Linked DNA regions of Mus musculus: region 2 is linked to region 1. A link is a loop called in an ENCODE intact Hi-C map of the cell type or tissue named here. Cell type or tissue: gastrocnemius. All regions are shown on one strand. Each heading gives the region's core, and the rest is flanking DNA. Links, peaks and the distances in the headings are about the cores only. Region 1 overlaps Egf (epidermal growth factor). Region 2 overlaps Elovl6 (ELOVL family member 6, elongation of long chain fatty acids (yeast)).

Region 1 (16,164 bases), core at 2,759-10,758:
CCCCTCCCACTGATAAGTATCTGTACTTCCCCCTTTGCTTGTGCATTTAAACCTTGGACCTTTCTCAATACATGGGGGTCTTGATACAACTTCAGAACGGTTTCCGTGTCGTTATTCGTACAAGACCCTCGTCTCTCTCTACCCCCCATTTGGTTATTAGGAGGAGGTCCCCTCGAGATCCTCGAATAACTGGACCTGCTGGACGGGTCACTACTCTAGTTCCAATTTTCATTACTGTTGTATGTGTAAGGGAGAGAGCAAGCACATGCATGTGCCACAGCATGTCTGTGGTGGGCTGAGGACAACTTTTGGGGAGCCAGTTCCATTTCACCGTGTGGGTCCTGGGAATCAGGCTCTGGTGATCACCTTGGCAGCAGAGGTTGGGAAGAAATACTGTAACACGGACTTTACCAGCCGAGCCATCAGGACTGGTGAGATTTAGTGATGCTGTGTTTATAGTTGTGAATTATCTTGTACTTTTTTTTTCAGACAACTCTATCACTGGAAAATAATTTTATTTTTAATCTTTATGTATTTTAAACATCCAGTCATACTACTTTAGAATATTACTGTGCTGTCAGAAGACTATTTAAGATGCATAACACAATGTTTGAATAGAAATGACAATGAAGCCGGGCGTGGTGGCACACACCTTTAATCCGAGCACAATGGAGACAAGAGGGGATAGGAGGGTTGGGTGTCTGCTTGTGAAATTGTGTCTTTTGTAATGACAGGAAAAGCATACCCCTGAAATCTCAACAACATGGCTGCCTAACCAAGCCCTGAGTGATACGATCAGTTGGCATGTCAGCAGCAATAGGGAAATCCACAAGGTCCCACCTCTAGATGAAGCACTACAAGAAACTAATGGCTGCTAAGACAGAGAGAGACAGAGAGGGATGAGCCTCCTCACTGGCTGTTCAATCCCAAGTGGTCTGTCCTACAAATAAATATATAAGAGCAACACTCAATACTAAATGGACGCAGCAGGTTGTACTTCTATATTTATTATAAGAAAAAGGGGCTAAATATGTAAGAGGGATGGGATGCGCAGGAGGGGTTGAAAGAAAGAGAGAAAAGTAGGAAATTACGTAAATACAATACATATATATGAAATTCAAATAATGAATGACTGGCACACCCCTGTCTCAGTCCTGCGCTAAGGGGAACGCCTTAGGCGTCCCAGGATTAGGGAAATGTTTGCTGTAGGCTTTGGACGATTCCCTTCATCGAATTCAAGAAATTCACTTTTCCAACTTTACTAAGAAGTTTTGTCATGAAGGGTGAACGTCTCTGAAAATACCTTATGCCTGTACCATGGTTTCTTTTGTGTTGTAATATAATTGAATAATTTACATGTTACTTTGAAATAGTCAACGGATGTTTCCTTCATTACATAATTGACATTTGGTCATGAAATGCTCTTAAAACTCACTGCCTGATTCACGGCTAAGCTTTTGCGTAGACCTTTGTAATTGAGTTTGGTTCTTAATCATCCTTTTCCATTCTGTACTAGTCCACTGAAGAAATAAAGGTTAAAACAAGGTGAGGAACACTTCCCCTTTTCTATTGCATGATATAAGGTGCCTGCATCTTGAATAACTGGTTATATATGCTAGTTGTATCAGCCAGGATTCACACAGGAAGCAAATCAGAGGATATTATATAACAGGTAATTTATTATAGAAATGAAATGCTGTATAATTTCAAGAGGCATTAGGAAAGTCAGGTCTAGGAGGAGGAGGAGAGCAAAGTCACCTCTCAGGACTTGTGAGGCAACGGGAGACATGGGCAAGTGAGAGCTGTGGGAAAACCACGGGCTAGCCCCTCACGCCCAGTGGTAGCATGTAACAGGGTAGGTTTGTGGGAGGCTGATGCATCTGGGTGTGGTGGCGGGCCTGAGCCCACTGGTTCTCATAGGATCCATAGAAGGAGAGATAGTTAAGCAAAGGACATGAGGGTGCTCACTAGATGCAGCGCTAGGGAGAGCGGGCCGAACCTCACCTGGGCAGCACAGCAGGGCTGGCCCTGGTTGTGAAGGTGTAAAAGGACCAGCCTCATGGGCATGAAAGAGGGAGAGCTGGTCCTTGTCTGGACAAAGTGAGAGTCAACTGTGGTGGCACAGGCACAGGAGAGTGGGTGGGCTGAGCAGCTTAGTTTCCTCCCAGGCCCAGATCCAGAGCCTGAGTTGGCTCACCTAAGCATCTATCTCATCTATGAACTGCTGGAGTATAGGATGGGGTCCAGCCTGTGGATCCAGAGCTGCGGGATCTCCATGACACAAGGCAACAGCAAAATATCTGAGACGCATCCCAGTGAGGATCCAGGATTGATAGAGTAGCAGACACCAGAGGCCTCGAACCAGACTAGTGGCTCATGTCAGTGAACATTTGCAGGTTAAACTGTTTGGGCGAAAGGATATATACTTTATAACACATTGCAGCTTCCACAGTGAGATTTTATTTGTCATTTTTTAAAATTTACTTATTATATGTAAGTACACTGTAGCTGTCTTCAGACACAGCAGAAGAGGGCATCCGATTTCATTACAGATGGTTGTGAGCCACCATGTGGTTGCTGGGATTTGAACTCAGGACCTCCGGAAGAGCAGTCAATGCTCTTAACCACTGAGCCATCTCTCTAGCCCCGAGATTTTGTTTGTTTGTTTGTTTGTTTATGGAGGTTGCCAGGGCAGAGGGCAGATACAAAAAAGGTGGGGAGATGAGTGGTATTGGGGTGCATGATGTGAAATTCACCAAGAATCAATGAAAAATTTCAAAGTCGTTGGGGGTGATCGACAGCCTGGCAGCAGTCACTGTGAGGCAGAGTAGGGGAGCAATTGTGCCTGCGCCCGCGCCCTTCTCAGTGACCAGCTGCGGACATAGCATGTAGGATGAGAGCTTTTACCTGACCCTGTACACCACTACTAGAGTGGGAAGCCTGCTGTTTTCCTGGTTGCCACCATAGGGCCTCTAGCTGTGAAAACTCTGCCAGTGTTCTAATAGGAAGAGTTCCACTTCGGGCGGGCCTGGACGAAAGAGCTTGGAGCTGCACAGAAGAGAATTCTTGTAAAGACATAAAAGAAACACGACAAAGCACAAAACTCATTTTGCTAAATGAGTTTTTAATTCTCCTGGTCAACTAGTTTTGCTTAGTCGTTTTGGGGCGGGTATGTGAAGGGTTCTTATAGATGACACTTGGTGGTGCTGTAACATTCTCAATGGCCATACAGTGATCATATACTTGTGTGAACAGGGCACTTTATATCCAGGCAAAACTTGGATTCTAAAATCTTGCTAAGTGCCGCAGAGGGCAGAGTGTTCCTTCCACATGGGGTAGGTGACAACAGAGACTCTCCCATCCGGTACCAGGTACATCAAGACCATGAGAGTTAGAAAATTAAATGTAGTCTCGGAAAGATATCAATCAAAGACCTTAGACGGAAATGCTTTTACATGTGTATTTTCAAACAAATGAACACATGCCTCTTTGAGAGATGAAGACAGAAGGAGGGAAGGCACATCTCCAGGGTGGCAGACTGACCTGAAGACCACCCAGCAGACCAGAGGCTGCTGGTGTGGCCTGAATAAGCATTCACAGGGGTTCCTATTTCTAAGGTTTCCTCATTAGTGCAAAGCTCAAAGGAAGTGAGGGTTTTCTGGTTCAAACACAGATATATATTTTGAGGGACTGTGGGCTCATAGTCCATTGGCTATCTTGAGATGCTAAAAGAGGTACATTCAATGGACACAAATGGAAGCCAATTTGTGAAGGCTTCAGAAAGGATGACTTATTTTTCTGGGGTCGGTTTACTTATCAGAAATAAAAAACAGGTCTTATGAGCTTTCAGGCTATCCATTGTCCACTGAAGCAAAACTAAATTCAGAAAAAAAAAAAAATTGGAAGAAAGTGTCACTGAAGAACTGGGTAAGGCCCTCAAGCCTGAAGTCACCCTGCCCTCAAATGCCCACACATGTCCACGTTGAGAACATGGGTGCCCAGGCCTTATTATTCTGATTACGTAACCCACATCCTAAGACTCGGGAATAAATGAGTGGTAAAGATAAACAGGGGCAGGAGTTAATGCCTGGCCTGCACAGCCTGAAGCCCCGGACTGCCTGGGACATAGTGTGTATACCCCGAATCTTCTGTGTTAGCCACGCCTTGAAGATGCACCATTAGAATCACAGTTAGTTCAATCTTCTTTACAGTGAAATACTTGGCTCAAACGATAACAAACGTCATCAAACTGTAATAAAATGCTGATGCTTTAGGGTGATTTTATTTAAATAATTAGGATAAAATAAATCAAGCAATTTGTTTACAATCTCATGTCTTAAAATAAATTAAAAATTCTATGGAAACAGCAGAATTGAGCGTTTTCACTGGGAAAGACTTCAAGAAGAAAAGACAATGATTAAGGTAATGTTTTTAAAGTTAAATATTTTCATTCGAAGATTTTTATAGTATAAAAAGATGATCTAATCCTGAATAAATCAGATTCTAAGTTACAGTTTTTTCACTAATTTATCACAATTCAGAAAGCACAATTATGAGCATGGGCCACACTTGGCAGTATATCATAGCAAAAGTTATAGTGTTCCAAGCGTTCCTGAGAGTGAGCTAAGACTTCTATGTAGATCACATCATTTATTCAGGGGTTGACAGAGCATGGGGTCACCTGCTTTAACCCACTCCTTCTGAGGCAAAAGGAAAAGAGGCAAACCGTCCAGTGAAGAAGACACAGCTTATATATGAATGTCTTGACTTTGGTTTCTAATGATTTTCTCCACTTCTCTTTTGAGTATCTTCAGTGGAACTGCTTAAAGCAAGAAGCAAAAGTCGCAGCTATCCCGCTGTGCAGCTCTGCAGCTGTGCAGCTATCTTCAGGACCCTGAGCGAGCAGTGATTAGCCGTGGAAACTGGAGTACCAAGTCTGTAGCATTCTACCATCATCAGCCTGGTTTGTTATTTTCCCTTCTGTACCTTCTGTCTACTCCCAGTTTCTACTGAACTGGCTCTGTCTGCCGTGGCAGGTCTGGAGCCCTTTCGTGACACGATCCATTAGCTGACTGGAGAGAATGCAGCTTCTCCGGCCCCACAGGTCTGTAGGAGGGTAGGTGGGAGTTTCCCTCTATTTCCTGGGGTCCTCTGTCACTTGATGGTGGAATCCAGCAGCTTTGCCCTGTGCCCATTCCATCTATGTGGGGCTTCTGTCTCCATGAAGTCAGATGCACTGACCCTGTTCAAAGAAGATGGGTGGGGGACAAGAGAGAAGAATGAAGGGGAAAGAGAAGATAAAGGGAGAGGAGGGGCGGAATAGATATGAAGAAGAGATGAAGGAGAGGAGGAGATTTCATTGTTCACAAAGACATCCTTGTAACAGTCATGGGATAATAGACTTAAAACATACGAAACAAAGGAACCCATTGCAACCTATCTGGGGCTCAGGGTTTTTTTGTTTGTTTGTTTGTTTGTTTTTTTAAAGATTTATTTACTTATTATATTTAAGTACACTGTCGTTGTTTTCAGACACACCAGAACCTGTTACAGATGGTTGTAAGCCACCATGTGGTTGCTGGGAATTGAACTCCTGACCTTTAGAAGAGCAATCAGTGCTCTTAACCGCTAAGCCATCTCTCCAGCCCCTGGGGTTCAGTTTTGAAAACTGGCAAAGCATCAGTTGGTTGAGATGATCCAAAGAGCTAAGAGTGCTCCCTAGCCTTTCCTGTGTACACCCCACCTCCACATCAGGACCATACATGCCTTAGAACATTGTTTAGGTTTGAAATACATTTCCTTCCTCCCAGCTCGGTCCTCTTTCCCTAACCCTCACCCACTGGTGCTGGCTGGGGTCCATGACGATGTCTCTGTGCTCAAACACTACTACTATGATTCCATGCCTTTTGTGTGTGTGTGTGTGTGTGTTTCACGACAGGGTTTCTCTGTGTAGCTCTGGCTGTCCTGGAACTCATGCTGCAGACCAGGCTCGCCTCACACTCAGAAATCTACCTGCCTCTGCCTCCTAAGTGCTGGGATTAAAGGCGTGCGCCACCACTGCCAGGCTTCTTCCACGCCTTTCTAGGAGAACCAGTTCAGAGCCAAAGCTGACCTTCAACTCCTTCCTCACTCTCCCTCCCACCCAAGCTCCGTGTGTGCTTTCTCTGTAAATACCTATGAGGTGGGAACACGATGGCTGGTCGGACTACTCACATGGGAAGCTAAGGAGTGGATCAACTCATTTGCTGCTCAGTGCATAACAGTGTTAATGTTCAAACCCCGCGCTCTCAGCCTTCCCAATGCTGCAGCCGTCCATACAGTTCCTAAAGCTCTGCTGGCCCACAACCATAGCACTGTTCCCATGGCTACTTTACAGCTGTCATTTTGCTACTGCTATGAACCTTCACTACTACTGTCCAGCAGTCTTAGGTGTATGTGACCTCCAAAGGGGTTGAGAACTGCTGCTCTAATCCATTCTGCCCTAACAATGTGAATCCCCCACCTCTGGTATAACTACATTTCTGTCAAATCTTTGAGCTTTGGGTTAAGTTGCAAAATCTTACCACATGTTTCTTCTAAGCATATTTTCTCTGAAAGGGACCCTGTGTTGTTGGCTGCTCAAGGAAAAGTAGTAACTACAAGACAGCCCTTTACCTTCTAATAGTGCTGGCAACAATACCTCGGCAACTATTGAAGATCTGAGTTTTAAGAGTATACAGACAACAGTCACCATACATAAACATTTATTACAGTTTTCAGTCAATCCCTTAATGAGCCTTATTAAACTCGTCTTGCTCAAATTATGCAATAATTTTTTTCTGAATATAGTATTTTAGGTTACAGCACAGAGCATGTTCAAAATGGAAATTTAGAATGAGTTTTCTGTAGTAAGACCCCAGGTTCTCCCTACTGGAAACCGGAAGAGGGTATTATGGCGGTGTGTGTGATGGGAACTATCAGGAAATACAAGTAGCACTGACACTTAGCCGGCTCCTGGCACTAGCAGGGAACCTGTTTTTATTGGCTCAAAGATTTCCTTTGCCTTCCCAATGGCTTAGGACACAAAGCATGTTCAGTGCTGCCCTCTGGGCTGTAAGGAGGATAATGATATCTGAGCTCCAAACCCAAGGGACAGATCACAGTACAAGTCCTGGCAGAGGGACCACAGCAAAGGACGCAGAGTACGCTCCAGGGGAGCTTGAGAACTTGGCTCGGATCTATGGTCCCTTAGTGGTCTGACTGGACTTCTCAGCCTAGAGCCTGGCTGAGGGTTAGCTCCCGGTAAGACTAGAATATGCTGAAATCCCTAGAACAAAGCCAGATCAACTTTCATCAATAAGAACACTCCCTCCAGGCCACGGAACCTGTTTGGGGAGAGCTATTTCCATCCCCGGGGGAGCTACACTCGAAGCAACGACTGAGAACCAACACTAGGGATAGCCTGCAGTCCTAAGCAGCTCAGGGGCTAAGAGAAGAGGAGATGCAATCAAATGTGTTTCTCTCGTGGTGTCAGTGCCTCCCAGGGCTCACTCAGCTTAGACAAGGCCAATGGCCTTTTGTGACTAGATGACATTTCTCAGTGGAAAACACTTTTTTTTTTTTTTTCCTTGAGACAGGGTTTCTCTGTATAGCCCTGGCTGTCCTGGAACTCACACTGTAGACCAGGCTGGCCTCAAACTCAGAAATCCACCTGCCTCTGCCTCCCAAGTGCTGGGTTTAAAGGTGTGCACTGGCACCACCACCCGGCTGGAAAACACTTTTGATCAAGGTAAAATACCGACTCACCGAGCTGCAGGGAGGGAGACAGGCCAGCATCTACTACTGCACCATTCGTACCATCCGCAGGCAGACTCCCATTCTTGGGGTCTTGGTGTTTCTCTAGGACCACAAACTGCAGAACAGAAAAGCAAAGGGTTCAGAGGATAACTGCTGTGATCTAGAAGCCACCTTGATAAACCTTCAACCGTAGTCGAGCTCACCCACACAGAAGGTGAAGCTGGAAAGAAACGCCTTGTCAACTGTCTCCAGCTAAACGTACATTTTCCTTTTTACAGTTTTACCATGTATGTGTACAGGTGTTGTGGCTGCATGTATATCTATCTGTGTATGTGTGTATGCCTGATGCCCATGGAGACCAGAAGAGGGCACTGGATCCCCTGGAACTGGAGTTACAGATGGCTGGCTATAAGCCAGCAAATGGGTGCAAGAAATCAAGCCCCAGTCCTTGGAAGAGTAGTCCGTGATCTTAGTACAGTGTACTTAGATATAATAATAAATAAATCTTTAAAAAAAAAAGAATCTTGGATCCATAGAGGGTCCTGTTTTGCTGCAAATTATACAAGTGTCCTTAGGTATCACCAGTACTTGCCCATCAGCCAGGCCATATATGTGGGTTTGGGCTACCGCTGTTTGTGTGTATGTGTGTGTATGTGTCTATATATAATTCATTTAAGCATGCTATCAAGTCCCAGGTAATTACGACCGCTAGTGAGTATGGGTAACTACTATCTTGCAGGGATCCCCAAGCTGTTCTTTCATAGGTGGCAGCTCAGAAGGCAGAGTGCTGAGAGAGGCCCAGATAAGCACAACAGCACTTCTCTTTACTCAACAAACCATTTTTGTCATTGTTTGCATGGTTCAGACTCACGGCACACTTGCAATGCAGGCTGAGCAGAGCCGACTGGCCTGCACTCAGGCCAGACAGGTTAGGTATTAAAAGAAATCAAACAGAAAGAGGAAGAACAGAAGTAGGCCATGCTCTGGGCACAGGACCCAGGCCGGCAAAGTCTTTCCTTATCAGTAAGTGACCGGGTGAAGGACTGCCCCAAGGTTTGGACTTCTGTGTAGTTCAGAAAGGAGCCCTCCACAGGGAGGACCTAGAACTCAACAGTAAAGAGCATAGAAAAAAAAAAAATCTGTACCTATCTTTCTCATCAAGGGAAGGGTAGGGAGGTTTAGTGAGTGGAGTCAATCAGGGGATAGGGACAGTGATGTTGGGGATGAGGGTGACTCTCAGGAGCTGTTTTCTCTCCCTTTCCATTCTTCACAACACTCGTCACCCTTAGTCTCCTCCTCCTCAGTGGTCTTTCTGCAATGACGTATTGCAGAGTCAATATAGCGGCCTGCTGTGTGAGGGCATAGGCTCCTTATTTCTAGCTCCAGCCAAGATGCACACTGCAAATCTTCCAACCATGTGCCTCTCTGCTAGAAAGAAGCGCCCAAGCTCCAGGGCTCTGGCTGCGGTGGACGGCAGCTGATAGGAGCAGATTTGTTTTTGCTGCTTCTCCTCCGGGTTTGGGAACTGGGTTCTCCCCAGCTCTCTCTGACGTGTGCAGCGGCAGTTGGTGTGGACGGCAGTTATGACAGCTGGGGGGGACGGGACACACAGCTCAGCAGCCCTGGCTTCTGAATGAAGTTCAGAGCCAACAAGCTGCTTGCTACTGCAGCATGGAATTTTGATTTTTTTAAAATTAAATTTTTTTTATTTAAAAGAGACACACATGCAGAAACCATTTCTCCCCTGTTATGATTTAAATGAGATTAATTAAATGTGCAATCTAATTCTCTATAGCCTGTCAAGCGCCATGAAGGGAATTTAGCTATCCACAAAGTCATGAGACCTCAAGGAACTGAGCACTGCCCGGGTCCTAAATCACATGGCGTTTATGAAGCTGGATCTTAGAGTTATACAGAAGAAGATGAGAGGCCCAGAGGTTAAACACTTGTTGAAGACTGGCTGGGCACTAAGGCTAAAAGACATTTTGAGAGCAGTTGGCAGCTGGAACAGAGTTCAGTTTCTCTGAACATCAGGAAGGAAGAAGACAATGAGTAAGAATACTTATCAAGCAATTCATAGCTCATGTACTGATAACACTACCCAAGGTTGGGGACAAGAAGCCACAGCTGCCCCGCTGCTGCTGTTGGGTCCGCTGCTGCTCACACTTCCGCTTGGCTCATCACAAGGGTTCTTTGGGGGGTTTGATAGCTGCTTCCGAGTCCTGAGATAAAGCCAAAAAAATCTGAGTCAAGCTCAAAATAAAAACAAAACACCCATCCCACTCCGGGATAACCCGGAGCAACTGTGTCGGTCGACAAGTTAGATCTACAGATGGTACAGTCAGTCAAAGCACACAGCTGAAAACCCCCAGGCCTCTAGGGGGCAGTACTGGTAAGCAAACAGCTCTAGGGATGCTCAGAGGGACTTAACGTAACTCTGGGTGCACTGCAATCACAAGAGCTCTGACAAGCCTTTTTGTCAAGCAATAGTCCTTACCAGTTGTGTGTGTGAACATGGGTTTGTGTGTGCGCACCTGTATGGGAGTGTGCCCTTGTATGCAGGTGAAAAGCCTTGCACCTCTTTCTCAATTGCTCTACGTGTTGTGTTATTTTTTGAAACAGTGTCTCCAGTAAACCCAGTGTTTGCCACGAAGCCCCAGGGATCCCCCTGTTTCTATCTCCCCAGTGTTACAGATGTAAGTGCACAGTGTGCCCTGCCGTATTGTATTGTATTGTACTGCATTGCATTGTATTGTATTGTATTGTATTATACTGCATTGTATTGTATTGTACTGCATTGTATTGTATTGTACTGCATTGTATTCTATTGTACTGCATTGTATTGTATTGCATTGTATTGTATTGTATTGTACTGTATTGTATTGTACTGCATTGTATTGTATTGCATTGTATTGTATTGTACTGCATTGTATTGTATTGTACTGCATTGTATTGTATTGCATTGTATTGTATTGTACTGCATTGTATTGTATTGTACTGCATTGTATTGTATTGTATTGTACTGCATTGTATTCTATTGTATTGTATTGCATTGTATTGTATTGTACTGTACTGTACTGCACTGTACTGTACTGTATTGTATTGTAGTGTATTGTATTGTACTGCACTGTATTGTACTGTACTGCATTGTATACATAGGTGCTGAGAGCTGAACTTGGGCCCTTAGGCTTGTACGGCAAACACTTTACCGACTGAGTTATACGTGGGCCCTTCATCATTTTTGCTATTGGGCTACAGCAGTCTGAAGCTGAAACCCACCATCCATCCACCCCTGGCTGTCAATCCCCACCCACCGCTGCTCAGGCACGCTTACTGGCGTGTCCATGAAATCAGAGCCCTGAGGCTGAGGCAAAAGAACCTTGAGTTTGAGGCTAGTCCAGGTTACATACAAAGACTTGTCTTAAAAAAAAAAAATCAAATTTCTGAAAAACATTAAGTTATGTGTTAATATATCAAAAAACCAAAAATAATTATATCATGTGCTAACTTAAAATTTTCTTTCTCTTTCCTTCTTTTGAGATATGGCCTCACTATATATGTATATATGTATGTGTGTATGTGTGTGTATATATATATATGAGCATATGTATATACGCAGCTCTGGTTATCCTGGAACTCACTCTCTACACCAGCCTGGCCTCACAGAGATTCCTCCTGCCTCTGCTCCTGAGTGCTGGGATTAAAGGCAAGCACCACTATGACTGGGGAAGGTTTTTGAGTTTCCTTGTTTTCTTGTTGTTGTTTTCTTTTGTTTGTTTTTTACATCTATCTTTCCAGGGGAACAAGCCGCCGATGACTTAAAGTTCTTTTTACGAATATACAGAATCCAAACAATAGGCTAAAAAGTGCAGTGATGGGCCACCCAATTAGAAGTTCAAGAGTTTCCCTGGGGATCTTGTCTCCCAGAAGTGATGGAGGTTTTTAAATATATACGCCTCTTATTAGGAAGATTATTATTCATATAAAACAACAGCAGTGTTTGTTATACCCACTACACCAGGCCTATGGTAAACTCCACACACTAACTCAGCCTCACAACAACTCTTGTAAGAAGCATTATCATCCCATACCTCATAACAAAGAAAACCAATGCCCACAGATGAGAAGGCGCGCCAGGGGGCTTAGGTGCTAACTTGGATCGGAGCTATACAAGCTGCTTCCAGAGCCAATGCTGTTTACTGCTAAGTGTGCTATATAGCAGGGTCTTTGGGGAGAGCACCTGGCTGATTATGCTCAACTTTGCAGGATATGAAACAGTTGTAACTTGAGTGCTTGCTCAGCTTTGGTAAATGTGGTTGGATATTTACCTTGTGATGGCAGTAGGTACCTTCCATAGCACCAGAACGCTGACACCTGGTAGCTAGGTGGGCCACTGGACAGTTTTATAAAGCCCCTTCAGCAGGAGTCTTGTGATTCCATGATTTTTGTTTTTAACAGCACAGACTATTATAACACTTCCTAAGCTGTTTCGACCGATGACAGTGTGACATCATCATTTTAAAGGAAAGGAACAGGAGCCCTGAGACGCCTGCTCCCCGACGCTAAGGTAGTGCTTTTACATAAAATGTACGCTACCGTCTCACGGTTTGAAAACCCCTAACTTTAAATTACTGAAAACAAAACCCAATGACCAGAATTTCTTTCCAAGTTAGAGAAGATCATGATTTCTCTCTAGCAATAAGTAGGTATTGTGGGTAATTATCAGCAGGCAACCATGAAAAATGATAGTTATGCCGGTTGATGTGGGCATGCGATGCTAAAAGAAGAGTCTGGACTGCAGTAGTGCATTGTGGGAGATAAGCACATCTGATGTGAGGATGCAGCACACGTGCAAGGTCCTGGGCTCAGTCCTCAGCATCACCAAAACGGAGGACCACAGATCTTACACATGTGTAATGACTGGAAAGGAAAAGTAGGAACACTGATGTTTTTGTACAGCCAAGTCCAGGCTTGTGAAAAGAGCTCACTCCTCCTTTTAAATGCAGTATTTTGCTCAAGTTCATCCCAAGGAAGTATGCATTTCCTGGGGGAGCTTAGAGAAAGGCTGTCAAGTTTCATGGTAAAGAAGAGTTACCTGTAGTAGTAAGTCCCCCACATCCCCAAGACGAGCAGCAGGACCAGTGCCACCATGCAGACAGCCACCACCATGATGTCATGCTTCTGCCCGTAGCCAGCATGACGCAGTTCCCACCATCGTAGGTCTCGAGTCTGGCATCGATCCCCAGAATAGCCAATAACACAGCTGTCAAGGATACAGGAACAGAGGTCAAGCAGAGGCCCCCAGTGCCCGATTCTTACAAACTCAATGTGCATTGTCTCTAACCCTGTGCCTTTCCAGATGCAGCTTTGTGAGCCTGTGATGTCAGCTGACAGTACAGATTTACCATCAACACTCACAATATTACCACTCACGGGCTTTCCCCTTTTCTCAGCCGGCCTTTGGGACGACGGGAGCTATCCGATGACAGATGAACTCTGGGGCTAAGGTCCCACGGAGGCTCCCTTTCTTTTTTTTTTTTTTTTTTGGTTTTTTTCGAGACAGGGTTTCTCTGTGTAGCCCTGGCTGTCCTGGAACTCACTCTGTAGACCAGGCTGGTCTCGAACTCAGAAATCCGCCTGCCTCTGCCTCCCAAGTGCTGGGATTAAAGGCGGAGGCTCCCTTTCTAAACCAACACAAACCAGGAGACACCTGGAGACAGGTGTCTGGCCAGACCGCAGCAGTCCCAGGTCAGAGGAGAGAACTAGGAAACAGCGACCCTTGTGGAGCCCCAGGCTGTAATAGAAGCACACACACAGGCCCGGCACTGGAAGCAGGGCCTTGGCTAAGGAGGGGCTGTTTGCTTCTGTAAAACTCACCACTAGCCAGAGAGAAAATGTGGAAAAAACAAAACAAAACAAACAATAACAACAAAAACCAACCAGAGACATAAAAGGTGGGGAGCTCTCCTGAAGGCAAAGGGCCATTTGCCTATAAATTCCTCACTGTCCAATGAGCTGGTTACTCTAATTATCAGACACCAGTTTGCTAGCAATGCTCAAAAAGTAAGCGAAGCAATGCTGCCATCTACTGGAAGTGCTTGTTTCTAGAAACTAGATGCTGAGAAACAACTGCATTTTCTTCACACCAAAATTAACTTGGAAAAAAAAAATCCCATTAAAATTCCCTTCTCCTGACTCCACCAACCCATCCACTTCTCCACTTCATTCTAAAAGGACCCGAGGTGGGAAGCATGGAAGAACACTGTTGAACGTTCCAGAAGATCTGGAGTCTCTTCCCTAGTTCTATCCATCGTAAGAAAGTGGAAACTCACTTCCTCCGGAGGAAAGTAAAGGAGCAACACTTATTAGTCACCATGACTGACACCACACTACACATGGTTTTTACTCGCTATTTTTTTAACTTTTTTTTTTAGATGCCCCCTATTATACAGGTAAGGAAACAGACTCAGCATTAAACAATTTGTATGCGGTCACACAGTTAATGACTGGCAGGCCTGACTCGCGTGGTTCTCAGATGTCAAAACATCTATGCGGTCTGCTGCACTGTTGCTTCTCACAGGGCATCCTGCTCTCCTCACCTCTGAGCAGACCATGGAAGAGAGGCAGGAGCTGAGGTGGGGCCTAAAGGCTGCCCAGGCTTCCTGGGGTCTATTTTTAATTCTAGCTCATTTTGGTTATAGCTATTTATTGACAATCCCTAACAGTCATTTGAAAAACAACTGCTGCATGCTAATGGGCTCCACTTGCAAACCCAAGTGATGGGGTCTTGAGCACCGTGCCCAGGGCAGTCAAATGGCCAGTGCTCCTTCAGAGCATGGGGCACGGCCATGAGTCTTTTGGATTATTCAACTTATTAATTAGTTTCGCTAAACCAAACAGAAGGTTCCCTGGATAAATGCATTTGAGTTTCCATGGTCAAACAATATGATGTCACTCTAGACCAAGTAAGGGTAAAGCAGCCTTTTAAGTGAGTTGTGGTCACAAAGCCGCGAGGAGTGGCAGAGCTGAAAGTGTTCTCCAACCTCTCCTGTCCTCAAGAAACCTCACAACCTGCTTGCTGTGGGGGTCGCAGCTTTGACAAAGGCGCATCAGAGGGATGTCTGGCCAAAGCCAAATCAGAAAGAATGAAGACCTCTGAGCTCAAGAGTTAGAATGTCCCAAGAATCCAGACCAGCAAAGTTATAGGGAACCAGTGGGCGTGTGTGGGTGCTTCAGGAGGGTCCCTGATGAACCCGCACTGGCAGGAACCCCCTGAGGTCTGTGGCTGTGGAATTCATAGCCGTGAGGGAGGCTGAAGGGACAAATGGAGGGAAGCTGAAAATTGTTAAACCACATTTTTATCAAATCAATTCAAAATAAAGTAACGCTCCATTGACTGTGGATACCAGCGACTTTAAACACTGCTTTTGGTTAAAGGTCCTTAAATGCGAGGGACGCCTTCAGCTGTAGCCTGTTAATTAAAGACAGGGCCTCCTGTGACCCAGGCTGGCCTTGAGTGGAAAGACCTAGAACTCCTGATTCCCCCACTACTACCTCCTGAGCACTGGGGCTGCAGGTGCTCCTATGTCTCTGCCCAGCTCCAGTTCAGCGTGTTTAAAACACAACGGAAGAAGATGCAGCTGCATAGGGGCATAACAATAAATTCCGGCAGAGTCAGACTGGAGGGAAAACTGCACTATGACAAAATGCAAACCCTTCATACTGCAACAGTAATCTAGGGACCTAAAGCTAACTACCATGAAGGAAATAAGCCATAGACAATCAATGACACATCCCAGTTTTGTAATTTTTGTGTTTGGTATAGTAGGATTAAGTGTGTAGATAAAAACTATTTGATTGCTAACATTAATTAACTATTCATTAAAAGTGAATTATTATCTTATACTTGAAAGCATCTTGAGTTACAAAATCATGGTATGGTAATATAAACTCAAAAGCAGAGTTCTACTAGAATTGAGTCCTTTTTACTAGTATTTCCAAACATCTCCACAATTTTTGTCAAGCTGATGTGATTTTTAATGTAAGACCATACTCAGTCAAAGAATATAGCTTCTTCTTCCTCTAACAACTTACTTTCTTTTCATTATTATTAACAAAAATCACAAAATTGTTTAAGTCCATAACATCCATTCCTGAGGTCCACAGGTCCAGGCATGTGAGACCTACATGTCTGCGCACACCGGCGCAGCCCCTCGCATTGCCTTGAACATGTGAAATTAGTTAACAGTAGGATGTAGCCCTGAATTAAACCCTGCCCACTTGGGTTGAGTGTGGCTATCCGTGTGTAGGTGTGCATGCAGTGCACCTGGAAACCAGAATTTGATACCAGGTGTCTGAGTCCTCTGTTCTCCACCTCTTAAAAGTCCT
Region 2 (16,164 bases), core at 4,364-12,363, 66 kb before region 1:
AGATGCAACCCTTGCATCTCACCCTCCTCTCCCCAGCCCCAGCCCCTTTTTAAATTCACTCTGAGCATAAAGTCATGTGCAGAGAAATGGCTTTGTTCTGATCACATAGACTCATAGACACATAGATCACATAGGTCTTCTGTTGGGTGAGGTCCTGGGCCGTTTCATTTGCTAGCAAAGTTGGTCATTCAGTAATTCCAGTTGCCCAAATATAAATATATAATTTCAAAACACACAAATAAGTTGTGAAGTCCATTGGAAGTCAGGACCCAGGGTCGTGGGTGAGCCGTTACGAGTACTTAATCTAAAGATGGCACTGAGACAGAAAGCCAAACCCTGGCTGTGAGTGCGTAGACATCACTAGAGCAGGGCATGTTGTTGCTCTGTATGCCCCAAAGCCCCATCTACTTGCATTCCCTATGCTTGCTGTCACGGGTTTTTATACAGCCCGTTCTTCCTGTGTGCCTGGCAGAGCCCAACACGAAGCTGTGGGGATGGCCTCTCCAGGGACTTCAGTCAACCTACAAGCAGCCACATTCCTTTGTTTCTAATATTTGGTGACAGAAGCCATCACAAGGCTGATTAGCACACAGCTGGAGTCCAGGCAGGTGCCAGAATTCACCAAAAGAGCTATCAAAGTCACTTGTCCTATTTGTGATTTGCTTTTCAAATCTTTGAAAGTTTGTGACTCTGGTTGAAGAGCGGGGTCAATGGGGCGGAAAATAGGGGGAATGTAGGACAAAGCACATCACTGTCATCTTACAACTATCTTTATATTTGGGGGGATGATACGATACCTTTTCTAGCACTAAAGAAAGATAGATGGTATCATTAAAAGCCTCATTAGTCACCTAAAGCTTACTAGGATCACTCGGGAAGAGGATTTTCCCAGAGTGCCAGGAGTTGCACCATGCAGTGTGCTGGCTGCCTGCCTGCGTGTGTGAGAACCCCAATGGCTTATCACTTCGGGGCCCACTCTTTATTTCACTGGATTTGGGGAGGCTGGGGATTTGAAGAGCGTGTGCTTGGGTCTGTTGCTGAAGACTTCAAGTTCTTCTCCTGTTAAGTTGTAAGTCTCTAAAAACCCAAAAGAAACATTTCCATTTGTATTTATACTCCCCTGCAATATAAGCATGTCCTCATTAGTCCTTATTCTAAAGAGGACTTTTTGAAAAATTGCTTTTCCGGTATTCCCCCGCATCTTTTTCCTTTGACGTTCTGTGATGCATAAGCCGATTAAAGTACAGTGGTGCCCCATGCACCTAGCGTACCTCATACAGACTCAGCTTTCAATGGGCCATGTTTCTTCTCTATACCTAACTTTCCCCTTATCCCCAAATTTGGAAATAATGCAGACTGAAGCTCTTCTGTGAGAGCTGAAAAGGCAGGGCTCTTTTCAATGAAAGGCACACAGTCCTATTTCCTCACCCAAACTAATGGTAGTTCTTTGTTAAATCTTGAATTTTTCTACCTGACTTATAGTTTCCTTTTTATAGTTTGTTTATAAAAACCTGAACCAAGATGAGGTCTGTGTGTTTTCATTAACCCTCCAGATGTCCTAGGCTTCTCTTCTCCTCCCTTCCTCCTCTTCTAATGCACCCTGTGAGGAAATTCTTTGCTCTGTATACTTTATCTCAGAGTTGTCTCTGGCATGGATTTTTCCGGATTTTAGTCTTTTAAATCCTGTAATCCTGCCATGTCTTGCGGGGTTGGGAGGGGGTGGCGGTTAAGACAGGGTTTCTCTGTATAGTTCTGGCTGTCCTGGAACTCATGGAGACAGAGAGAGGGAAAAGACCTCAACTGACCTCATTTGCTGGCTGGTCTGGCTGTATTGATCCAAATTTCTTGGTTCTGGACACATATTTACCTGTTCCCCAATCTCCTTTAAACAAGTGTAAGTTTGCTAGCTGTCATTTATAGCTGCCACTCCTGATAAGTACTTTTTTGGTTTTTGTTTTCTGTTTTTTTTTTTCTGAGACAGGGTTCCTCTGTATAGCCCTGGCTGTCCTGGAACTCACTTTGTAGACCAGGCTGGCCTCGAACTCAGAAATCTACCTGCCTCTGCCTCCCAAGTGCTGGGATTAAAGGTGTGTGCCACCACTGCCTGGCAGTCCCACCATGTCTTATAAGTTGGTATATTATATTCATGTTAAATATTTCACAAGACTTTCTATTATAAGAATCTTATCTTCACAGGTGTCTTAGTTAGGGTTTCTATTGCTGTGAAGAGACCACTATGACCATGGCATAGACATGGTGCTGGAGAGGGAGCTGAGAGTTCTACATATAGATTAGCAGGCAGCAGGATGAGAGAGGCCCTGAGCCTGGCTTGAGCATCTGAAACCTCAGAACAAAGCAGATATATTTGTCTTTTTTGAAGAATGAATGTATAAAAGTTTCCTCTGTTGAATTAGATTTTTCTCAGTCCATTCCTGGAGCATTGGACAGTCAAGGTGAGGGAGAAGAAAACAGAAGTCATATTACCTGACACACATGGGTTGTGTCAAATGTTAAGTCACAGAGTGATACCTAGCATCTGGGCAAAGATAGATGAAGTATCTATGTTACATAAATAGCGAATGAAAACCCAACGCTGCCATTGATAAATTAATTCTTCTGTTTACTCCACACCCCCGCTTCTGGATTTCTGCCTGCAGGAAGACACCTGCTAACATTTTCATAACTAAACACACCAACGTCTTGTCCGAAGAATAACTTGCTCCCCACCCCCAACCCCTTGGAGCCCAAGTAGGTGTTAAATGTTCCTTTTCTAAAGTTAGTAAGGAAATTAAGGGAGGTGATTTACTAACAACTGTTTTACGTTTCTTTATAAAAGGGGATACGAGCAATTGAATCTAGAAACAAAAGAGTTTTGAGTGTTTCCAAGGAAGTAGTTGTTAGATTAATTAAGTAAATTTGCAGTGTGGTCTTGTGGTAGGATAGGTTAGCGATTTCCCAGCTGTTATACGAGGCATTTACTGAAGACAAAGTGGGACATCCGCTCTGCAGAGAGAGGGCACCCAGGCTCTGGCCTCGTCGCAAGCACCTCTGTGGACAGGTTGCTGTCTTGTAATGAGGTCAGTACCTTCAGGTCATCCTCCTGTCTACCGACTCATACACACAAACCCCACAGAGCAGGGCTGTGTCTTCGCAGGAATAGCCTCTGCTTATAGCCTCTCCATGTTTTGCAAGTAGATTACAGGTTCCCAGCCTTTGCTGGCCTATCAACAGGAATGCTGCCCAGTTGTAGTTGTTTTAGTTATTGTCATCGTACAGTTATCTAGTAGCTTTTAAAAATTTAATTTCTAGTTTTACAAGTAGTCTTTGTTCATGAAATCAAACAAAAATATAACCAAAGGAAAAAGAAAAGCACACATACAGTCTTAAATCTCATTACCCACAGATACTCTTCAGAGATGAATGTTCTTCCAGGAATCTTTTGTCACCACCTAAATTTTTAAATGTGGGCAGTGACATTGAGTTCCACACTGATGTAAGACAGCATAGTTCTCAGCGTGCTTTGGATCATTTACTGAATACCTAGCACCGTCAATCATCTCAGATGGGCTGAAATAGTGTGTGCCTCTTCTAAAGCAGATGGCATGAATTTGCAACTGCATCATTCCATAGTGGTTATTTTGAATTAAGGATATAGCTACAGATTATGGTGTTTACCTCATCAATCCCTAAAGGCTCCTGTTTGCCACGATTTTGCATGGTGTGCATGCATGCGTGCGTGTGTGCGTGCGTGCGTGTGTGTGTAAGAATTTGAATTTCTTCAGAAGCCCATCGTAACAAAGGAATGAATTTCTATGAAACTGCCAAATTCTGTATTCTGAAAGGTACCAGAGGACACTTGACGGCCATTATCAGTCCGAAGCAGCCACGGTCATCTGTCAGAGGAAAACATTAAAATGAACAACATGAGTGGGTGCTAGATGGTCCTGTTGAGGCGACTTCTCTTAGAAATAAATAGCTGTAGTTCTGAGAAATGAGCCTTCCTTCTTCCAGGAGCTCACATGTCCTCAGGGTGTGGACGTGCATAGAAGACTGCAGGACAGCAGTGGGCTCCTTGCTGTCTAGAAACAAGGCTGTTGCTCACACTACACTTCTCTTGTTACATCACCAGAATTTCTCCTTCTGAAATTTCCCATGCAAAACATACTTGCAGGCCACCAGCGAGCCCATTCTTTTGCGCTTTCAAGCTCTTGTGCTTGACTGTTTGGGATGGTATGTATGGATAGTGGGATGGTATGTATGGATAGTGGGATGGTATGTATGGATAGGTGCCTGGGTCTCCCTTGACTTGGCTATGACCTAGGAAGCAGGAGGTTTTTCCCTTGCAGGATAGCAATTGTTTTTGCCAGCACTACCTACCAGTGGATGGGTTTGCTTAGTTAATAGCAAACTCCGTTGCCTACCATTTGCAGTGGAAACCTCATAAGGGAAAACTGGTGCACACTCCTTAGTCTCATAACTAAATTATTATCCCTCCTTGAGGCTGTGGTAACCAAACAACACCCACTGAATTCATTCCTATTTCAGATACTGCTCATACTTTCCAGAGTCCTAAAACTTAGAACCATATGTGTGTAATTAAAGTGACTGAATTTTTTTTTAAAAAGTTTCATTACTTGCACAATGCAAGTTATTAATATAAGCAGTGGATTTCTTTGATCCCCTTCCCCCTCTTTTTTCCCATTTGTAAGGGTACAATGGTGTGTGGAGAAGTTTCTCCTCCCCTCCCCACATCATGGAGATCTGAAAAGCATCCGTAATGGAACAGACGGTGTGCTCAGGTGACTGAAGGAGCAGGGAGAGGTGGTTGTTCACTGATGCCGAGTTTTGTCGGGCTGAAGTAGAAATCCTCCTAATAGTGTACTAGTGACTTGAAGACGTTAGGAACCACAAGGCATTTCAGAGTCACCTTATTTGTAAGAAGCAGTGTCTGGGTTCTCTGAAAGCATTTAGCTTCAAGTTAATCTTTATACTGGGTGGATTAAATAAATAAATATAAAAACCAATGCTTCAGAAGGTGAGAGATGAGCTGAGAAGACCCATCTAAAGTGTCAGAGCCATCTCAGGCTCCGATGACTATGAGACTCCGACCTTCTGCCTCTTGAGACTTCACGTTTGTTTGTTGGTTGGTTGGTTGGTTTGTTGGTTTGTTTGTCTTTCTGAGACCAAACTCATTTTCATCACAAGATTAAAGGAATTGCACTAGAGTGTCCTCTAATCTGCCAATTGACACGAGAGAGAGAGAGAGAGAGATGTGTGTGTGTGTGTGTGTGTGTGTGTGTGTGTGTGTGTGTGTGTGATCTTTTGATAGCACAGCTCCTTTAGTTGATAGTTTGAGATTATTCAAAGTCAAGAAAAAAACATGCGCTCATAACTCAGTATCTCAGCTTAAATGCCTTTGTCTGCTTCCAGACTGTGGCTGTTTTACTGGGCTTCTTCTGCCTGCCCTTGTAATGCATTGACTGTTCCTTTCATGTTCAAACACTGAGGTAGGGTTACTAACTGAGTGGGTTCTAAAGTCAGCTCCAAATCGAGGATGCCAGCTTGCTTCAGGGTCTCCAGAGGAGTCCCCTCCTCTGGTCCTCGCTACAAGAATGCTGTCACCCCCTGTATTTCCAGCTGCTTCCCCAGAAAGGCATGGTGCTCAATATCATGGCTTTCGTGTGTAACTGGACAACACACCTTGCAGTTAGTATGTGGCGTCCTTATGAGTAGAACGTGGACATTATGGGCACAGATTACATCTTAAAGAATCAAGGGTGGAGCTTTGTGTGATGTCACATTCAAGATTGTAATCTTATTGTGGACCAACAGTAACAGATTGACTAGGAAAAAGATGTGCCACGTTTATGCCTTTGTCTTCACTGATGGTGGCCTTGGCGCATTTGGGTTCCGAGGCAGGCGGACATCTGAGGCTGGTCTACAGAGGAAGTTACAGGTCAGCCCAGGCTACACAGAGAGACCCTGCCTAAAAAACAAAAAGACAGATTCTTCCTAAAATAAATCTAAATCTGTCTCCCGATACTTTAAAGGGTGGCGTTCTCTGACAATGAACAGTTGGTCTGTCTGCTCAGAAGTTCTCCTTGACCAAGGATCTCAGGATCAACTGACCAGCAGCTATTGTCTAAATCCTCTGCTCGCATCTCCAAAAAAGGTGTAGGCTCTTGCATATGTTAAAGTAGAAACTTTAGAAGTTTGACTTTAACCCGAGTTTCTGAAACTCACTACAGAAATCCATTCCAGGCTTATAGACTACATATAGGTGGGCTATGTGTCTGCATTCCCGTACCCTGTCTTCTTCATAGCTGTTCATACAAGGAAGACTAAGCTTGTTGTCACCGTTAGCTTTCCTCTAAGCATTTCACCCTAAACTGAGTCTATGAAATAACTCCTAGAAAGAGGGGAAAGTGAATAGCAGAATAAAAAAATGACTAACAATGGTATCCTCACAGGGAAAACATGACCCGCCAAAGTTCTAGCTAAGCAATTGTGGAGTGTCCCTGCTAGAAGTTGGCTCAGGCTTCCTCTGGGGCTGTTGTGGTCAGCTTTTTGATAGAATTACTGTACATTTCATTTTGACTCCCGTGACGTACACAGCTGCTGCACCCTAATGAGAGTCCCGAGTTGTGTTGGCTTTGGATTAGGAAATTCTAGACACAGCTCGCCTGGCTCCTTTGACAGGAAATGCTGTGAGAGGCTGGTGATTTTCTGACCGATAATGGTTGGGATCACCTTAGCCTGCCTGTGTTGTAGTTCTGGTTTTCTTAAAAAGCAAACCCCGCGATATGTTCTATAAACCCTTAAGTAGGTTTATGACTTAAAACTGTTTAATTGTCATCCATGTAATGCTTTTTCTCCAAAGGGTGGGGATCTGATAAGAGGAGAGACAATCTATTTCAGTCTAATTACTGAGCATAGAAGAAGAGATCTTTAAGGGCTAGCGAGATGAGAAGACTCAGTAGTTTAGAGACCCAAGGGTCTGATGCCCTCTGGCTTCTGTGGACATCGTATGAATGTGTGTGCTGCACAGATACTCACATATGTTCACATATACATATGTAAATAAAAATAATCTTTTTATAAAATTGTCTTTTAACAAAACAAAGTCCCCAGAATTCTTTTCGATTGGAAGAATTTTGTAGTGAGAACCACATTGAGAGACAGACAGACAGACAGACTGCTTTTCAAAATTATTTCTTCCTTCACTCCACCAACCAGAAGTTGCAAAGTATTGTTTCTTCATGCAAACCCATAGCTGCGAGCCAAGTGTCGCAATCGTGCCTGCCTCTAACACCAGGAAGGAAAATGGAGAGATTTCTAAGCCACCTTGGGCAACACAGGAGGACCCTGTCTCAAAAATTTTAAAAAGTAAAAAAAAAAAAAATCATAAAATTACATAAAATTGTAAAAGTGGTTAAGGAACTGTATGAGCACAGTGGGTGTCCTTGCCGTGACACTAGTGACAGTGAAGACATCCATCCATTCAGATATTATTTTGCAGAACAAGGAGCCTTGTCAGCAGCTGGCCTGGGGACTCCTCTATTGTTTCCTGTTTTGGATCAAGTCCAAAAGTGAAAGTCATTGCTTTTTGCGCTGCTGAGTTGCCCAGCTATTTGGGTGACTCTGTTCTCTTACTAGAGGACCCGAGTGGAGGCGCATGCTCGGTGCGCGCACGGTGTGCGAGGGAGCGAGCGCATTTTCTGCGGTAACCTCTCGTGCTCGGGCTGACTCTGTCGGCTGCAGTGATTGGGAAACTGCTTTGCGGCACCGGCTGCTCAGAGCCCACCCCACCCAAGCCTTCTGCAGAACGTACAGTACGGGCCAGGAAAGGCAGTGCCGAAGTGGAGGGAGGAAGACGTCTTCCATGTTTAATGGGGAATGTTTGCTGTTCCAACACTTGTTTTTAGCCTAATTTAAAATGAACAGCTCTTCTCTGTTCCAAACAGAGAAATTACAGGCTCTCTTGGAACTTCCTAACAACCAGTTTATACAATGTATGCCAGGGTTTTTATCCACACCATCCTACAACCAGCCTACAAAGACTATACACACCAGGCTTGCAACCTTTAGTTATGGCAGGCACGTCCTTTCGATATGTCAGAAGTGTTTCTGAACTGTTATAGCTCAAGAGTAATTTTTGCATAAGAATAGAAGCCAAACTTCTAGACATGTAGATCTATCTCCGTGTAACTTTGTGTCTCAAAGCATAATTGTAAACACAGCAAGTCTATGCTAACAGCCATTTTCCATCCTAAGGGGGTTCTTTATTTGAAAGTTGTGGCTCCAGTGGCTGTTTTCGCACTACCATTTAATGGTGACATCGGTAGCATTGCTGTGCTTCACCAGCTGTCATGGTCACAGCTTTGTGGCTCCAGTGGCAGCACACTAATGGAGTGGAGTGCCAGAACTTGAAAAGCAGAGGCAGGAGGATTGCAAGCTTCAGGGCTGACTGGGCTGAACAGCAAGTCAGGCTGTCAGTGTCACTCCATGCACTAGAACACTTGTGCAGGCCACTGTAGTAGACCCAGGGCTCACCCCAGCACCGTTACCACCCGGTCACACTGGGGACTTAAGACTCTCCTGATCCACAGGATTGCTAAGGTGACGACCATGGATGACAGGCAGAAACTTCAGACACTGCTTCCTGGTTGCACCGTTGTGGCTCAGCTTGGACACCAGCTTTGAAATTGTTTCTTGAGTGTGGTTTATGTATGGGGCGGGGCACACATTTCATCTAATCATATGCAGAAGTACATCACTGGCAGAGTACTGCAGAAGGGAAATACGTGAGAAAGGCTATAGACAGGGTTTCTCAAGCCCTGACTTAAGGGGCATTTACATAACAGCATCTGAATGTTAATTAAAAGTGTTTTCTGGATTCTCCCCTCAAGCCTGCTACCTCGGAACCTCTGATGACCAAGCCTAAACATCTGCATATATTATAACTGCCGTGGTTTACTCTACGTCACAATTCCATTTCATTTTAGAGGCTAACATCCTCTCTCCACATCCTCAGCATCTCCTTTCAGCATCCAGGTCAAGCCAGGAATCCCCATGTGTCCTGCTGTGCCCCAGCACAATCTGGCTGGGACTCTGGCCCACTTGGCATGCTTGTCTGTATCCCTAAGCTTCCTGTTGGTGGGCTGACCTCTCCAGTCATTTTGGCCCCCTCTGTGAACTATTAACTACAGGCCTTCTCAGATAACAGCACTGGTCTGGTTAACTTTCACTTTAGGGAGTGACTTTTTTTAGCCAGCTTCCTGGTTAGCCTAAGGCCATCTTGGCAGAGCAGAGAGAAACAGGCAACCCTAGAGCATGGCGGTTCTCTCTAGTGACTTCCTGAGCGGGCAATTCAATATCTGAGTCTCTGCTTCATCTCAGTCTACATTTTCTTTCGGTGGTTTGTCTTGCCTCAAACTCAATCAATATGCTCTGAAAAGCCGTATGTGTGTATGTATGTATGTATGTATGTATGTATGTATGTATGTATGTATATTTTTAAATGGTCAACTTGTAAAGAATTCCTTACAAGTTAATTAATCAGAAAATAAGTTAATAATTGAATTAGTTCCTCTTGTGGAGGTTGGCATTTTGTGTTGTGGTATATATATATATATATATATATATATATATATATATATAGTCTCTAGAGGTATAAAAAGCATATCATGTCCCTGCCTTGCTTAAGGCCAGACAATGCTCAAGTAAATGATTTTTATTGCTGTTAATTATTATGCCTTATAAATTACTCAGAGGCTCTATCTACACCTGTGGCCACACCAATCTGCGAAGCCATATCTCATCCCCATCCCAGTACAACCAGCCTTCATGGCCTTGGACTGGCATCCCCATCTTTTCTGCTGTGAGACTTGTCTGTGTGTTCATAGCAAAGCCGTGGCAGGTCAGGCTCCTCCTCATGAGTCCATTTATCAGATCACCTGTCACCTCCCTGGTGTCTCATCTTGTCACTGCTGAGATAGCTAACCACCACATTTTATATATAAGAAATCATTAAGTTACTCCGTGCGTGTGTGGTGTGTGTGTGTGTGGTGTGTGTGTGTGTGTGTGTGTGTGTGTGTGTGTGTGTGTGTGTGTTAGTTGACAGCAGCAGAATATATAGACTTTGTAAAAGAGATTTGTCTTTCTCACTTTTTAAATTCTGGAATACTAAAGAGAACCTAGCATGGAATAAGCGTAGAGTGAGTTTTCCTAAGAATAAAAACCCAAAGAGAAACTATCTAATTAAGCCAGAGTTTGACAGTCAGTTAGCTGTGTACTCCCCAGCTCTTTTCCGGTGGAACACTCAGTTCTTGTGTGACCATTGAGTTAAGGTTAACTAGTTAGGGCATTTACACATAATTGCCTGAAAAAAGAAAGCTTCATTAGTTTGAGATATCGTTGTTGTCGTCGACGATGATGATGAGTCGTCGACGATGACGATGATGATGATAATGGCTGAGTCTATGCACATCCTGCAAAGTTGATCCCGCTATCATAACAATGTCTATTACAGCGACAGGTCTATCCTTAGCCAGCCTCATCATTAGTGCCCATCTCAAATTCTTCATTTTTGCACATTAACTGATTTGTAGATTGAAGTGCTGAGTCATTATCCAGCAGTTTCTCCCAAGATCCCCTTGTAGGAGGCTGACTGACCGGCTGCTCTGTCTCTAGGCTGCTTGCTGTATTATGCTGGTCTACATGCCCTGGTTTTGAGGGCCTGCCCTGTGCCTGTCAGAGCTTCAATCTATGTGTTTCAGGTTTTCATTTCTTTATTGCTGGGACTTCTGATTAATTTTTAGAAGCCAGTTTAGCATTTTTCTCAAAAGCATATGCTGCTAATTGTATTGAGGCCGTGGGAGGATGGGTGATGTTTGGACAAAATTTGGAGATGTACCACAGGCTGGCCATTACTTTTAGCTTAAAATTGAACTTTGTTTTTTCTTTTTTTTCCTTAGTGTCTTAAATGTCATTAATCAAGAAATTCACTTAACTGGTTTTTTTTTTTTGGAAGTAAGACCTCAAAGCACAGGAATTTAGACTTGGGGATATCTAAAGACCCTTCCTTCCTTCCTTCCTTCCTTCCTTCCTTCCTTCCTTCCTTCCTTCCTTCCTTCCTTCTTTCTTTCTTTCTTTCTTTCTTTCTTTCTTCTTCTTTATCTCAACCATTTTATCAAGGTGAACCAGTATGTTCACCTTGTTGTGCAATCAGGTTTAGAAATCCTGCAGAATTGAAACTGCTAATTAAAAGAACTCTCCATGTCCACCTCCCTAGCCCTGTGGCACCACCCCCCACCCCCTCCCAAAGTCACCACTTTCCTTCCGTCTGTCTGTACATGTTTGGCTGACTCCACAATCTAAGTCACTTAGTATATGTCTTTTCGTGGTGGCTTATTTCACTTGGCACAAAGTCCTCACTGTTTGTCCACTTCTTAGCTTGTCTCAGGATTTCTTGTCATGGCTCGTTGATACGTCATTTGAAAAGACCACATTCTGCTATCCACTCATCCACTGACGGACACTTGGGTTACCCCGGCCTCTTGGCTGTTAGGAATGATGTTGTTGGAACACTTATGTGAAGATAACTTTTTTTTTAAGGTTTCATTTTTAGTTCTTATAGACAAAACTGTGGGTCCCAGGTGAGATTGCTGAATTATGTGACCATGCATTCATTTTTCAGCGTTTAGGGTGGCTGCTATACCATATCATCTTCTAAGCATTTCCTTCCATGTTACATCCCCTCTGTCGGCACACAGTGGGTCTAGGCTACCCACATTCTAGACAGTTCTACTTGTTTTCTGATAGGAGGGCATGCCCACCTAAGGCATGGCACTGATGGGACTCCGAGGGGTCAGGAGGAGGCAGACCTCACTACAGAGGTGAAGTGTCCATTAGCACCTCTAGGAAACATACCCAAGCTGTCGTGGAAATCCAACAGATTGGCCTTCAAAAGTAAAGTTTATGAAGGAAAGCCCAGACATCAGCTGAATACTTCGCAAAGACGCTACGTGACCTAAGTGAGATCAGTGGGCCTGAGCTAATTTTTCTTCTTAAATAGACCTATTACGCACGTTAAAACGTGCTCATGGTGCACCCTGGGTTTCTTTTTCCAAACCACTCTGTGATTCCATCGGGGCTGCAAGTTCTTCAGCCCATCTTATGGATCCACGAAAGACATTGATTTGGGGTTTTAAGTACTACAGAGCAAAGATGACCAGCCGTGCTTCCAGCAAAAAGGAAGTCTTGAAGTTTGGATTAGGATGCCAGGGACTGCCGCCTGGCCATTCACAAATGGCCACGGAGCTGAGCCAGCGTTCTGAAGCTGTAAAATTGGAAGCTCTCAGTTGTCTGCAAGTCCAGTGATAAACGTGCCGCCCGATGAGCTCTGCTAGATGTCTCTTGGAGACAAGTCTGTGGCAGTGTGACATCACCACCGACAGATGCTGTAAGGGCTGTGCATTTGAACAGTAACTCTGCTGAGCTCCATCCCACATCACAGCTGAAAAGCTAAGAATGAGTTCCAGTTAGAAGGGAAATTCCTACGATGTTTATTTATTTTTGTTCTGGTGCCCGAGAAAGCCAGACGAGGACATCAGATCCCTGGAACCTGAGTTACAGACAATGGTGAGCCAACATGTGGGTGCTAGGAATTGATCCCCAGTCTTCTAGAAGAACAGCTTTGAACCTCTGAGCCGTCTGTCTCCACCCACATCCCGGTGATAGTTAAAAATAAAAGTTCAAAGGCTTTTTATTGGCATCGCCTCTGCTTTTCCTTTAATCCTGCAGACTCGGTGTTCCGAAGGATCTCTGTCAGGTATCTAGTGAGTCAGTTATATAGGCCAACAGGCCATACTTACTTGTCTGTCTCCTCTCAAGGTGGTGAACTGAGTTAAATAAGAACAGTCCTGTGTCAGATGTAAAGGGCCCAGGTGATGGCAGAGCTGGGCCTTTCTCCTGTCATGTTCATCTGACACACTGCTCGCTGGGCCCAGAGAACAATCCTGCTTTCTGAGTTAGGTTTCTGTTGCTATGATACAACATTCTGATTAAAAGCCACTTGGGGAGAAATGGTTTTATTTCATTTTACAAGCCTTGGGTCAACAGTTGGTATGTGATGGAACTCAAAGCAAACATTGCAAAGAGGCAGGAACTAGGGTGGGAGCCAAGCTGCCTCTGTGACTTGCTCGGTTTGCTGTTTTTTTCTTCATCCTAGGACCATCTGCCCAAGGATGAAAACCATCCACAGTAGGCTGGACCCTCCCACATCAAAAGGCCATCAAGAGAGTGCCACACAGGCTCGTCTATAGGCCGGTGTGGTAGGGGCGTCTTCTCAGATGACTCCCGTTTTTGTCAAGATGACAAAACAAACAAACAACAACAACCACCACCCAGTGTACTTGTACTTCTATACATATCTATCTTTTTAAACATCAGCTAATGATAGGATTTATGACAAATATCTTTCTCCTATCATCTCTTTCCAGATAACTGTTTGGTCAGTTGCTTAGTAAATAAAAGTCCACACTATGAGGTCCCTCGTGTGGGTGGATGCCTGGAGTTGTGTGTACTCATGAGTTTGCCACGAGAAATAACATGGAAGGCCCTGGAGGGAAAGTCGACACTGAAAGGTTACCTGAGGAGAGAAATCCCACTCGGGTCTAAGACTGAAGCTCTCTTCCCTCTGAAAGGAAGGTGGTTCGTTACCCTTGAGGTAACTTGTGTCCTGACCCTGGGAGTAGTCTGTGGCAGAGCCAGGGACAGAGGAAAGCACATCACTATGTCCACAGGTGAATGAATATTTTACAGACACGCCCCCTGCCCGGTAAAAATACTTAAATATGGGGGAAAGCAAAACTAAGCTTTTTTTTTTTTTTTTTAATGAAGAGTATAGCCTACCATCGAGTGAGCATTTATACTTCATATTTGTGGAGTGGTCATCCCCTGACTTCACCATCTTTGATATGCTCATGATACTAATGATTCGGTTATGTGATGACAAAAATGATTCCTGAAGAAATTAATGTGCTGTTTGAAAGGGTGGTCAAGATCTGATTGGCTTTTAGATTAATGTGCCCAAAGGAAGACCCTGGATATGCGAAGGAGCAGAAAGTTAATGATTTATGGCTCCCCCTTTTCTCGAGGCTGCAGTAAGAGCTGTAGATAGAGCTTGGCTTCCAGAGGACAACCGCAGCCCATTCATTTTAAGGATGTGAGAAACTGAGCACCACGGTGACCTCGAATCACCTCTTCCTCCTCCCGCTCCTCATCCCCCTCCTCCTCCTCCTTTTCCTCCCCTTCCTCACCCCACTCCTGCACATAATGGTCTATAGCGTGCTTCAGGAACTCTCCCCACGGTTGTCGTTAATCATCTCGGGAGCGGTTGCTTTCCCCCTGCAGCTGTGTAAGCCAGGGAAGCCTGTACCGTAGTTTCGATGGAGCAGGGCAATTGGCGCTGGAATTACTGCTGCTCTAATAATCTGCTCCTACTCCAAGCACCATGAGTTTTCCTGACGAGCTAAGTTTTCTGGAGAAACAAGATGACTAACCATTTTTGTGATTCACATGACGGTTTGGTTTGGTTTGGTTTGGTTGGTTTTTATTTTGTTTTGGCTTTTGGCTTCAACATTCCACCTTCACTGTACCCTTCTCATTCATTTCAGCTTCTTTCTGGTTCATAGAATCAGGTTTTCTAGCATCCTGTCACTAATGGTCGAGTTTTGTTTGATGTTCTCATTATAAAAGACCAGACACCTGCATATTGTTCTTCTCTTAGGAAATTGAAAGTATCTCTTAGGCCTGGGCTAGCCTTCTCAGGAATGGATTAGGTAGCATTGTGTTGGTCGTTGAGAAGATAAATCAGAGGAAGAGAACTCACCCATCACAAGACACAGAACTCTCAGACTTCACATCCTCACTTGGATGTCTGTGGCTCATAGATGGGTTGACTCCCTCCATGGGTTACTGATGGAGCGTCATGCACAGGCTCATGGAGCAAGAGGACAGTCAAGATGGTGTCTTGAATGATCTTAGCCTAGAGCTAGAACCAATAGTTGCTCCCAAGATTAAGGGCTAAACTTCTTGGTGTGGGCTTTGTTCCAGGCACTGACATCATGTTTTAGGGCTTGCAGGAGATTTTATCATCAGATAAACCGAGAGCCACTCCCCTAAGTTGACAGTCTGGTGAGTTTTCAGAAGCAGCTCTGAGCTGTGAGCTGTAGATTGAAGTGGATGCTGCATAGGAACTAGGGGTCCTTGCTTAGGCTAGCTCACAAGCCCCTCGCTGTCTGTGTCTTTGCCTGTAAGTTAGGCACGATAATGTCTCTTGGAGCTAGGAGCTTGCACCATCTTGTGGCTCACATGTGAGACATCCTGAGATGTCTACAGAGTCAAGTTTGAGCCCACCACAACTGAGGCTGGCACGGCTAGGACTCAAACTCAGGTGAGTTTGACACTTTCCCTATTGGTCCTGAAGGAACTGAAGCCATCGGTCGTATTACACAGAGAGACGTCCATGTGACTCGTAGGGAAATGTGATAGAAGTTTCAGTAATGTAAGATCCTGGTGCATTTGAAGACAAAAAATCCTAAACTGAGGTCTCAGATCCTATAGCCGTACATCTATGCCTGTGGCAGCTGCTGATGGACAGCCAGAATGGTACCCGTTGCCCTCAGACTTATCTTACTTTCTCCTTGCCTCCTGACTCTGCACTCTGCAAGGCTGGGTTTTTATCAAGTTAGTCATTCAAAGTTGGCCCCAGAGTGTTAGTATTTTGCCAGGTTCTTGAAACAAGTGGGTCATTTCCAAGTTGTACACTCTAGATGTAAGGACCTGCTCAGCTATATTTAACATGTCGGGTCACTGGGAGACAAGGAGTTATAGTATTTAAACAACACTCAGACCCTTACCTTTCTCTTTTATTTGGGGGAGAAAAAAAAAGCTGCTTGTATTTACCAGTCAAGGGAATTAAATTGACATATCAGAAGTTGAATCAAAGCCAGCCCATCCTATCAAACAAAATTCAAAACAACTGTCTAAAGCAGGAGTTCTCTGGCTTATCAAGGGAGTGGCGAATGGAGACAGCAGCTGTACAAGGCACACCCACCATGGTACTTGTTTTCTGTGGCACATTAGGAGCTATTTGCAAAG

What was found. Hi-C counts contacts between places; a loop is a spot of excess contacts. Peaks named below come from ENCODE experiments on the same cell type or tissue, not always from the same donor. Only the 100,000 strongest peaks of a DNase experiment are listed, where the experiment ranks them.
Region 2: a loop joins it to region 1, with 2.3 times the contacts of the local background. A loop is called at or near these places in 2 of 42 quality-filtered maps.

The regions. Positions count from the first base shown.
Region 1 is chr3:129,673,314-129,689,477 of GRCm38, forward strand. Egf (epidermal growth factor) reads right to left here. Exons shown (of 24, transcript NM_010113.4): 21 at 12,872-13,039; 22 at 9,878-9,998; 23 at 7,786-7,891; 24 at 4,264-5,242. The coding sequence ends at 5,007. Among named protein-coding and RNA genes, the nearest start is that of 6330410L21Rik, 72 kb to the right of the region's middle. In gastrocnemius, for the core only: CTCF peaks have their summits at 7,097 and 10,152 (motif pointing right); DNase peaks (open chromatin) are centred at 7,100, 9,287 and 10,146; H3K27ac peaks cover 420 bases.
Region 2 is chr3:129,605,220-129,621,383 of GRCm38, forward strand. The region is part of intron 3 of Elovl6 (ELOVL family member 6, elongation of long chain fatty acids (yeast)); the gene reads left to right. Among named protein-coding and RNA genes, the nearest start is that of Gm35986, 81 kb to the left of the region's middle. In gastrocnemius, for the core only: no CTCF peak of the experiment used is centred there; DNase peaks (open chromatin) are centred at 7,735 and 9,114; H3K4me3 peaks cover 436 bases.